Linked DNA regions of Homo sapiens: regions 2 and 3 are each linked to region 1. The links are chromatin contacts, found by Hi-C or POLR2A ChIA-PET in ENCODE. All regions are on one chromosome and are shown on one strand. The core of a region is the stretch at or near the end of the contact, and the rest is flanking DNA. Distances in the headings are between cores, read along the strand shown.

What was found. Hi-C counts contacts between places; a loop is a spot of excess contacts on that map. ChIA-PET counts read pairs that join two places held with the same protein, here RNA polymerase II (POLR2A). Pooled maps may share reads with other maps.
Region 2: a pooled map shows a loop between it and region 1 (2.3-fold over the local background). The contact joins two enhancer-like sites. A Hi-C loop is called at or near these places in 2 of 50 pooled maps. POLR2A ChIA-PET finds 5 or more read pairs at or near these places in 5 of 52 experiments (AG04449, GM12878, H1 and 2 more).
Region 3: a loop to region 1 is called in a map of endothelial cell of hepatic sinusoid, with 5 times the contacts of the local background. The contact joins two enhancer-like sites. A Hi-C loop is called at or near these places in 1 of 168 maps with a recorded cell type or tissue (endothelial cell of hepatic sinusoid) and 2 of 50 pooled maps. POLR2A ChIA-PET finds 5 or more read pairs at or near these places in 6 of 52 experiments (Caco-2, K562, MCF 10A and 3 more).

Annotation. Positions count from the first base shown.
Region 1 is chr19:46,822,790-46,826,532 of GRCh38, forward strand. No RefSeq gene overlaps it. Among named protein-coding and RNA genes, the nearest start is that of SNAR-E, 6.0 kb to the right of the region's middle. Within about 2 kb of position 2,167, at least 7 of the 41 ENCODE cell types and tissues checked have a DNase peak (open chromatin) inside an H3K27ac peak, as active enhancers do.
Region 2 is chr19:46,911,687-46,915,429 of GRCh38, forward strand. The region is part of intron 1 of ARHGAP35 (Rho GTPase activating protein 35); the gene reads left to right. Among named protein-coding and RNA genes, the nearest start is that of ARHGAP35, 53 kb to the left of the region's middle. Within about 2 kb of position 1,790, at least 5 of the 41 ENCODE cell types and tissues checked have a DNase peak (open chromatin) inside an H3K27ac peak, as active enhancers do.
Region 3 is chr19:46,888,535-46,892,277 of GRCh38, forward strand. The region is part of intron 1 of ARHGAP35 (Rho GTPase activating protein 35); the gene reads left to right. Among named protein-coding and RNA genes, the nearest start is that of ARHGAP35, 29 kb to the left of the region's middle. Within about 2 kb of position 2,082, at least 5 of the 41 ENCODE cell types and tissues checked have a DNase peak (open chromatin) inside an H3K27ac peak, as active enhancers do.

The DNA.
Region 1 (3,743 bases), core at 917-3,416:
TTGAGGTCAGGAGTTTGAGACCAGCCTCACCAACACGGTGAAACCCCATCTTTACTAAAAATACAAAAATTAGCCAGGCATAGTGGCACACGCCTGTAATCCCAGCTACTGGGGAGGCTGAGGCACGAGAATTACTTGAACCTGGGAGGCAGAGGTTGCAGTGAGCTGAGATCGTGCCACTGCACTCCAGCCTAGGCAACAGAGTGAGACTCTGTCTCAAAAAAATAAAATAAAATAAAATAAAAAATAAAGTGAATGGGAAGACACAGAGTCTAGCACTCTAGAAATCTGGGTTCCAGTCTCATCTGCTCATTGTGTGTCCTTGGGCAAATGATCTTCCTTATCTACAAAGAGGAGATAATACTCAGAATTGCAATGCTAATACCAAGAGCCACTTCACAGCGTCATTACAAGATTAAATGGGATTATGCCTTTAAAGCCTTGGAAGCTGCTGGGCCTAGAGCAGGAGCTCCCCCTAACAGTTCAGAAGCTTCCTTGAGGCTGGGCTCGGTGGCTTACACCTGTAATTCCAGCACTTTCGGAGGCAGAGGTGAGCAGATCACTTGAGCCCAAGAGGTTGAGACCAGCCGGGGCAACATGATGAAACCGCCATTTCTTTTTTTTTTTTTTTTTTTGAGACTGTGTCTCGTTCTGTTGCCCAGGCTGGAGTGCAGTGGCGCGATCTTGGCTCACTGCAAGCTCTGCCTCCTGGGTTCACACCATTCTCCTGCCTCAGCCTCCCAAGTAGCTGGGACTACAGGCGCCCGCCACCACGCCTGGCTAATTTTTTTTTTTTTTTTGTATTTTTAGTAGAGACGGGGTTTCACCTTGTTAGCCAGGATGGTCTCGATCTCCTGACCTCATGATCTGCCCACCTCGGCCTCCCAGTGTACTGGGATTACAGGCGTGAGCCACCGCGCCCGGCCTTGAAACCACCATTTCTACAAAAAACACAAAAAATTAGCCAGACTTGGTGGCATACACCTGTAATCCCAGCTACCCAGGAGACTGAGGTGGGAGAATCACCCAAGCCTGGGAATTCAAGGCTGAAATGAGCCATGATAGTGCCACTGCAGTCCAGCCTGGGCAACAGAGTGAGACCCTGTCTCAAAAAACAAATAAAACCGCCAGGCACGGTGGCTCACACCTGTAATCCCAGCACTTTGGGAGGCCGAGGTGGGCGGATCACGAGGTCAGGAGATGGAGACCATCCTGGCCAACATGGTGAAACCCCATCTCTACTAAAAATTCAAAGAATTAGCTGGGCATGGTGGCACGTGCCTGTAATCCCAGCTACTCAGGAGGCTGAGTTAGTAGAATTCCTTGAACCAGGGAGTCAGCGGTTGCAGTGAGCCAAGATGGCGTCACTGCACTCCAGCCTGGCGACAGAGAAAGACTCTGTCTCAAAAAAAAAAGAAAAAAGAAAGAAAAAGAAACACCGTCTCTAAAAATACAAAAATTGGCCAGGCATGGTGGTGGGCACCTGTAATCCCAGCTACTTGGGAGGCTGAGGCAGGAGAATTGCTTGAACCTGGGAGGTGGAGGTTGCATTGAGCCGAGATCGCGCCATTGCACTCCAGCCTGGGAGACAGAGTGAGAGTCTGTCTCAAAAAGAAACAAAAACAAAAACAAGAAGCTTCCTTGTTTGGTGGCTTTCTCAGGTTCCTCTTCGACTTTCTGTTCTCTAAACCCTGGAGCCCCTCAAAAGCCCAGAACTGACTCTGGCCTGTGCTTTAGTGCAGTTGCACCAGGGTTGCAAACACATGGCCTGAGGGCTCCATCCAGCCACCACATTTCGTTTGCCACCCCAGAGTATTTTTAAGTTTTTTGGTTTGTTTTTTTTTTGAGATGGAGTCTCGCTCTTGTCACGCAGGCTGGAGTGCAGTGGCACGATCTCAGCTCACTGCGGCCTCTGCTTCAGCCTCCCAAGTAGCTGAGATTACAGGCGTGCACCACCATGCCCGGCTAACTTTTTTATTTTTAGTAGAGATGGGGTTTCACCATGCTGGCCAGGCTGACCTCAGATGATCCGCCTGCCTCGGCCCCCCAAAGTGCTTGGATTACAGGCATGAGCTACCACGTCTGGCCCCCATGTCTTAAAAGAAAATAAAAGACAGGTGATCTCCACTCCACAGGCTCCACCACCCGCGTGGTCTTAAGGGCACCAACTTGAGTGGCTGTCACTCTCAGCTGACTGAGACTTACTCTTGCTTCCCATTTCACTGAGAAGAAGGAAGTCATTGGAGTAGGGACTTTTGGGAACTCCCCACACCAACACCACCACCACCTGCCTTGGCGCCCACGCACCCCTTCCTCCCAGATGCCTCTCGTGTGCTTGGATAATCCCAGCTGCGCCTTCCATCCCTCTCCCATCTCTTTCCTGCATCTTCCGGTTTCCCCTTGTCTGTTGCATCATCCCCATCAGCATAAAACTGATGATTTGAGCTGAGCGCGGTGGCTCACACTTGTAATCACAGCACTTTGGGAGGCTGAGGCGGGCGGATCACTTGAGGTCAGGAGTTTGAGACCAGCCTGACGAACATGGCGAAACCCAGTCTCCACTAAAAATACAAAAAATTAGCGGGGTATGGTGGCGGGCGCCTGTGGTCCCAGCTAGTTGGGAGGCTGAGGCAGGAGAATCGCTGGAGCCCAGGAGGCAAAGGTTGCGGTGAGCCGAGATCGCACAACTGCACTCCAGCCTGGGCATCTGTCTCAAAACAAAACAAAACAAAACAAAACAAAAACCTGCTGTGATATCATCCACTCCACCAAACACCCTCCAATCTCATTCCCCCCTCTAGCGACTATTTCTCTTCTCCCTTTATAGCAAAACTTCCTCTAAGGTTTTTTTTTTGTTTTTTTTTTTTTTATTCAACATTATCATCAGACACTTATATTTAGCCATCAACAGCATGGGTGCAAAACAAAAATCTACATTAAAACCCTTTGTTGGAATGCTTTGCACTTTCCACAGAAGAGAAACTGAAATAACCTGTTATACGATTAGTCACAAATACAGTCCTGGAGTTTTTTGTTTTTGTTTTTTGTCCATATACATGAGTATTGTCTCCAATACATCTTCCACTGGGTATGGTGGCTCATGCCTGCAATCCCAGCACTTTGGAAGGCTAAGGCGGGAGGATTGCTTAAGCCAGGGAGTTTGAGATCAGCCTAGGCAACATAGTGGAACTTCGTCTTTAAAAAATATTAAAAAATCAGGAGCCGAGGGTGGTGGCTCACGCCTGTAATCCCAGCACCTTGGGAGGCTGAGGTGGGTGGATGATTTGAAGTCAGGAGTTCAAGACCAGCCTGACCAACATAGTGAAACCCCATCTCGACTAAAAATATTTTAAAAATAGCCGGATGTGGTGGTTCACGCCTGTAATCCCAGGTACTCGGGAGGCTGAGGCAGGAGACTCCCATGAACTAAGGAGGCAGAGCTTGCAGTGAGCTCCAGCCTGGGCGATGGAGGGAGACTGTGTCTCAAAAAAAAAAAAAAAAAATAGGCAGGCATGGCGGCACGCACCTGTGGTCCCAGCTACTCGGGAAGCTGGGGTGAGAGGATTGCTTGAGCCCAGGGGTTGAGACTGCAGTGAGCTGTGATCATGCCACTGCACTCCAGCCTTGTCAACAGAGTGAGAGCCTGTCTCAAATCAAACACGGCCGGGCGCGGTGGCGCATGCCTGTAATCCCAGCACTTTGGGAGGCCGAGGCAGGCGGATCACAAGGTTGGGAGATCAAGA
Region 2 (3,743 bases), core at 540-3,039, 89 kb after region 1:
GATTCTGACAAATCATACACAGAAAATGAAAATGCCCTCTATGTCTCACTCAGATTCAAAAAGATTATAATCCCCTTTTACACCTAAATGCCCTAACACATCATTTTTGCATATTACTAATTAAGGTTCTCTAAATTCATCTGGATTTTACAGATGAATGAATTGGATGAATAAGGACCTTGAACTCTATTTCCAACTTTTCTTCTCTAATTTATCTTTATTCAAAAGGAAAAACAAAAACCCTAAGAAAATTTACTTTAGCATTTATTAATATGAAAATGGAAGCATTGGGTTTTAAGAAAATGTTTTGCTTAAATTCAGTGGTTTAATAAGCCAGAGAATAGTGTTCCCTTCTTTTCTTTTTTTTTTTTTTTGAGACGGAATTTCACTCTTGTTGCCCAGGCTGGAGTGCAGTGGCACTCTCTCTGCTCACTGCAACCTCTGCCTCTAGGGTTCTAGCGATTCTCCTGTCTCAGCCTCCCGAGTAGCTAGGATTACTGGCGCCCACCACCATGCCTGGCTAATTTTTGTATTTGTAGTAGAGGCGGAGTTTTACCATGATGGCCAGGCTGGTCTCAAACTCCTGACCTCAGGTGATCCACCTGCCTCGGCCTCCCAAAGTGCTGGGATTACAGGCATGAGTCACCGTGCCCGGCCAGTGTTCTCTTCCTTTTTTTTTTTCTTTTGAGACAGAGTCTTGCTCTGTCGCCCAGGCTGGAGTGCAGTGGCACGATCTCGGCTCACTGCAAGCTGGCCTTCCAGGTTCACGCCATTCTCCTGCCTCAGCCTCCTGAGTAGCTGGGACTACAGGTGCCCACCACCTCGCCCAGCTAATTTTTTGTATTTTTTTTAGTAGAGACAGGATTTCACCATGTTAGCCAGGATGGTCTTGATCTCCTGACTTCGTGATCTGCCCACCTCGGCCTCCCAAAGTGTTGCGATTACAGGCATGAGCCACTGCTCCTGGTCGTGTTCTCTTCTTATTGAAACTTTTATATCCCATCCTTCCTGGCCTATTTGGTAAGTATTAATACATTCCTCTGGAAAACTTCCATGTCTACCTGACATGGAAAGTGCTTCCTACATAGATATATTTCTTGTTCCACCCCTCCCACCCCCCAACTGAGTCTTTTCAAGTGTCTACCAAATGCAAACATTTTAACCAGCTGCTAATGGGAACTCATAGCTTTGAAGACTTAGAAATGTAAGATATTGAGAAATACGAGGTTTTAAGGAGGTTTGAAGAATGCTTTTTTGCTTTCTGTTAGTTACGATGTATATTTCCATTTATTTCCCCTATTGAGATTAAGGAAAATTGTGATAACAAGTATTTTACTTCCTTTGCTTGTAGTTCTGTATGAAATTATTTCCTTACAGTGTTACTAGTTGGTGGTGTTCTGTATGTGATTATTTGAAACTCAGTGTGTTTTCAGAAGTTGTTGAATATTCTCAGGTGGAGATGGTCATTTTTATTATGGATAATGGTGGAAGATTTTTGTCTTAGGGGGCATTCTAGATTACAGAGCACACAAACATTTCCTACTTCGGGGAGAGAGGGATGAGGTTGCTGTGTTGGAAGAGTGATACACACGCTGTGTTGGAAGAGTGATACACACACTTCCAGGCGTATGCTGATAGAGCTGTTGACAGTATGAACTTTCCCAGTCATAGTAAATCTGGGATCACGGTGGCATTTCTAGGTCCTACAAAAATGTGTGCTATCTTGGGAATGTTACCACTTCTTGCCCTGAGTGTTTCATAGAGGTGTTAAAAAAGAAAACACCCTCCTTCTACCTTCCAGTTGCGGCACTCTGGTGGGGACCTTGTGTCTTGGTTAAACAAATCACAAACAACTCTAGATGCTTGGTGACAGTCTGAAGAAGGCACGTAGATATTTGCATTATGTTTTATTACAGCATGTATTTGTGACTGAGAAACCAAAATACTTCTGAAGTATTTTCCTCTCTGAAGTAGTTGACTCTTGGCATAAAATGGGAAACTTTGAAGTCCTGTGTTTCTGTTTTTCTAATGAAATATCTCTGTACAGCTCAAAGATAAAAGTAATTACCATTTTTAAAGGATCCTTCTTTCCCCTCTGTTTTAACTCTTCCATTTAAAAAGGATTAGCACTGGAAAATTATTAGAATGGACATTCAGATTCTGTTGTGTATCTTAGTTGCCTGCTAAGAACACTGGTTCCCATCACATTTAAACTCTAAAGACATTGTGAAGTCTGGATATGCCCGGTCTCCTACTTTCTCTTTCTTTGTGGCCTTCAGATCATTAAATTTAGTGACTCAGCTAATTTTTTTTACCCACCTCTTAGAACTAAGTTGAATGTATTTGTGACCAAGCACTTAAAGTTATTTCCTCTAAACCAAGTGTTTGAGATGTTTTTAGATTTATAACAGTCTTTGTTTACCGTGTAATTCAGTCCAATTGAGGAACTAGTAAAACTGCATTATCTAGACATCAAAGCTAAGAAGAGTATACTTACACCAAGAAACTTATTAGGTTTCTAACAAGTGGAAAGTTACCAGGTGTCCCAAAATTAACCACTTCCATGCCAGCTGATTTTCACTTTTTGTAGCTATTTTAATGATCAGCAGCATTCTGGGTTTAAAAATAACAGTCGTGGCTGGGCACAGTGGCTCGTGCCTATGATCCCAGCACTTTGGGAGGCTGAGGTGTGAGTGGGAGGATTGCTTGAGGCCAGGAGTTTGAGACCAGCCTGGGCAACATAGCAAGACCCCATTTCTAAATAATAATAATAATAATAAATTAGCCAGGCATGATGGCTTGCACCTGTAGTCCCAGCTACTTGGGATGCTGAAGTGGGAGGATCACTTGAGCCCAGGAGTTGGAGGCTGCAGTGAGCTATGATTACAGCACTGCACTCCAGCATGGGTGACAGAGCAAGACTCCATCTCATAAAATAAAATAATCAGTTCTACATTATTCAGAGTTGAGTGTTGCTTTCTTTAGCATCCTTCAAATAACTGAAAATATGCCATTAAAAAATATAACCAAGGTGTTGAATGGATAATACATTTTAGTTCATTTCAAAATAGAGCCAATATCTTTATTTCTTGAGGTTTGAGAGCAGGCTGGTGTTTTGTTCTGTTTTTCCTTCAGATTTCTGTGAAGGGATAAATATTAGACCCACTTTACAGAGAACAGTTGAGTCACAGACAAGGGATGACTTGCCAATTGCATGCAGAGGTCACTTTAAGTAGGACCAGTGCTACCAAGTTGCATTTCAAGATTGGTAACCTTAAGACCTGACAGACCCTGGGGTCAGGAATTGATAGAGAAGGACTCTGTTAGATGAGGACCCATGACTTCCTCAACCCTTCATCAGCACTCCTGTCTGAGGCTCTGTTCAACCTAAGTTTCTTCATGGATTGAAACAAAATTATATGTGCATATTACAGAGTAATTGATTGTGTACAGATGCTTCCTTTAGGTATTTCAGAGGATGTGTGTAAACATGCTTTAGATATTCATAAGCATCTTATAATTTTGTTTATGTAAGCAATCGCCTAGAAAAGTAGAGGATGCGAAAGGTTTGTTTTTCTTTCCCGTGGATACCTTGCTTGTTCCTGCTGAATTCTAGAACATGGCATCTTTAGGAACATGCCATTATCTGGAGGCAATTGCCTACAGTCATTGAGATTTTTCTTTTTAAAATGTAGTTTTTGCATACTACGTCTAGTCACATTTTGTTTCCATAGAGGGTTTGG
Region 3 (3,743 bases), core at 832-3,331, 66 kb after region 1:
AGCACATTTTGTAAGGCTTATTCTTATATTTCAAGGTCCCAGGGGTCCAATTTAGGAAAATGTTTTGTTTTTTAAAATCTGCTTAGTTATGTAGCATTATCTTTTCCTGTACTATGTGAATTTACAGCTCATTTTACCATAAAAGATAATGTGTAGGTTGTTTAAAACCTGTTCTTTGGCCGGGTGTGGTGGCTTATGCCTGTAATCCCAGCACTTTGGGAGGCTGAGGCGGGCAGATCACTAGGCCAGGAGATCGAGACCATCCTGGCTAACACGGTGAAACTCTGTCTCTACTAAAAATACAAAAAAAAAAAAAAAAAAAAAATTAGGCAGGGGTGGTGGCACGTGCCTGTAGTACCAGCTACTCAGGAGGCTGAGGCAGGAGAATCACTGGGGTGGAGGTTGCAGTGAGCCAAGATCACGCCACTGCACTCCAGCCTGGGTGGCAGAGCGAGACTCCGTCTCAAAACAAAACAAAGCAAAACAAAAAACCCTGTTCTTGGACTGGGCATGGTGGCTCACACCTGTAACCCCTGCACTTTGGGAGGCCGAGGCAGGTGGATCACCCAAGGTCAGGAGTTCGAGACCAGCCTGGCCAACATGATGAAACCCCTGTCTCTACTAAAAATACAAAAAATTAGCCAGGCATGGCCAGGCGCTGTGGCTCACACCTGTAATCCCAGCACTTTGGGAGGCTGAGGTGGGCAGTTCACGAGGTCAGTAGATCAAGACCATCCTGGCCGACATGGTGAAACCCTGTCTCTACTAAAAATACAAAAGTTGGTGTGGTGGCGTGTGCCTGTAGTCCCAGCTACTCAGGAGGCTGAGGCAGGAGAATCCCTTGAACCTGGGAGGTGGAGGTTGCAGTGAGCTAAGATCGCACCACTGCACTCCAGCCTGGGTGACGAGTGAAACTCCATCTCAAAAAAACAAAAACAAAGACAAAGAACCGTTCTTTAGTAAACCAATCAACAGCGATTAATTATATAAAATGTGCACCGCCTTAGGTGGTATACATAGCACTATCAGACATGGCTCCTGCTTTTGAATTTCTTACTTTCTAGTAGGGGAAAATAGAATATCCTCACCCCACAGTGTGTTACTGTGGCTCAACCACATGAATCAGGAAACAAGAGTAGAGGCCATTCGGAGCTTGCAGTGAGCCGAGATCCCGCCACTGCACTCCAGCCTGGGCGACAGAGCGAGACTCCGTCTCAAAAAAAAAAAAAAAAAAAAAGAGTAGAGGCCATTGTGGTGGGTGGTGAAACATTACAAGTACTAAAGCCATTGCTTCAGCTTTCTTTAACAGTGTGACCGCTGAAAAACTAAATGGTTAGTGTTTTGGGTTGCCTCTAGTGAGACATGGCTAGACGTGCAGATTCTAAGCAAAGGTTATAGGAACTTGAGGTTCTGTAGACCCTTAAGGGGTTGGGTCAGGGGTGTCTATGATGCTTTCAGAATGAGTATATGCTGAATTTTGGGGTCTGTATATTTTCTGCAGAGAGAGAATTTGTAGATTTCATCAAATTCTCAAAGGAATCCATGACCCAAAAAAGACTACAACCACTGGCTTAGAGTAACACTGAGCCCCATGGCCTCATTTTGTCTCCGTTTTACTTTACTGTTCTAGATTGAGACCTGCCTTTTATTTTTCCCTGATACTTATTTGGAGGGGTCCTTGATGCAAAGAACTCTATTGTTGAACATCTAAGGAGGAGTATGTAAGCTTTCTTTTTTGGAAGCTTGGGTATTATGGCTCTTAAATCTTCATCTTTTCTGTCATTGTTTAGTAAAAATGTCTTTCTATTTGAAATAATGATTACTGTATTTCTAGGTGCAAGTATTCATTCATTTGTCATGTATTTATATGCTGAGGCCCATGCTGGGCAGTGGTCATAGAGAGATGAAATGACCAGATCCTGGCCCTTAGAGGCTTTTAGTGATACACATGTAAGTGCTCAGAAATGGTAGCTGTTAGTCTCCTGGGAACAGCTATTATATAGTGTCATGGCCAAAGTCATAGAGGATATACAGGGTAGAACAGGAACACAGGAGAGGTTATCTAGACTATGTTTCATTGAAATTTCACTGTTGATTCATCTCATTAGCTCATTGATGGGTTGCAAACCTTTGCATGAGAGGGTGTAACAGATTAGGTGTTTGGGGCCTTTGCCAAACTGGAGAGGTACAGTTGGAAACACGACAGTGACTGAGGCTGTAGCTGTGACACATGTATTCAAATGGAACTCACTTAAAAACTATTGACTCTATTTCTCTACTTTTCTGTCGACAACAGTATACGGTTCTGTTTGCCCTTAGTCACTCAGGAGGTATTTATTGGATGCCCAGAGGGTGTGTAATACTGGACTGGACCCTTGGACTGGACTGTTTACTTACTAGAAGAGCAGATGGAAATGATTGGGTTGTGGCTCTTTGGCAATATTCTTTGCTGTCTCCCAGTAGTCAGTATGGTAATAAGCTTCCCTCTGGTGGGAGGTAGGATAGTTGGGCTTTGGAAATCAAAATACCAGAGTTCCAAACCCAGCTCTGCCACTTTCCATCTGGGTAGCCTTGGCCAGGTCAGTTGATACCTCTGAGCCTTGGTTTTCTGATGTACAAAATGGGGATATAACTATCACCCGCCCTCCAGGACTTCTGCCACATAGTAGAGCCCAATAAATGGAAGTTGTATTGTTACTAGCAGGTGAGGATTATAAACCATGGAGGAATTCCCTCACTTTATTGATTCATTAAGGATAATTATTATGTTGTGCAGAAGAAGGAGTATTCTACTTATGTGAATGGGGGAGTTTGGAATTCCTAGTTAGAAACAGTGGCTCAATCTCTCATTTTTGGCCACTTTTCTTAGGCTTTTTGCTAGGGCAAGTTTTTTTTTTTTGTTTTTTTTTTTTAGATGGAGTCTCGCTCTGTAACCAGGCTGGAGTGCAGTGGTGCAATCTCGGCTCACTGCAACCTCCGCCTCCCGGGTTCAAGCGATTCTCCTTCCTCAGCCTCCCAAGTAGCTGGGACTACAGGCTAGCACCACCATGCCCAGCTAATTTTTGTATTTTCAGTAGAGACGGAGTTTCACCATGTTGGCCAGGATGGTCTCAATCTCTTGACATCGTGATCTGCCCGCCTGAGCCTCCCAAAGTGCTGGGATTACAGGCATGAGCCACTGTGCCCGGCCAGGGCAAAGGTTCTTAATCCAGGGTTCCTGAATTTTTTGTGTAAGTCCATTCTATTTTCTGGGAGAAAGTGTTCAAGTTTTTATCAGATTGTCAAAGGGATTCTTAACTGCCAAAAGATTAAGAATTGGTTAACTGGCCAGGCGCGATGGCTCACGCCTTAATCCCACCACTTTGGGAAGCCGAGGCAGGCAGATTGCTTGAGTTCAGGAGTTCGAGACCAGCCTGGGCAACGTGATGAAATCCTGTCTTTACCGAAAATACAAAAATTAGCCAGGTGTTGGCCGGGCACAGTGACTCACAACCGTAATCCCAGCACTTTGGAAGGCCGAGGCAGGCAGATCACTGAGGTCAGGAGTTCGAGACCAGCCTGGCCAACGTAGTGAAACCCTGTCTCTACTAAAAAAAAAAAAAAAAAAAAAAAAGAAAAATTAGCCAGGCCTGGTGGCATGCCTGTTGTAATCCAAGCTACTTGGGAGACTGAGGTAGGAGAATCACTTGAACCCGGGAGGCAAAGGTTGCAGTGAGCCGAGATCGCACCACTGCACCTAGCCT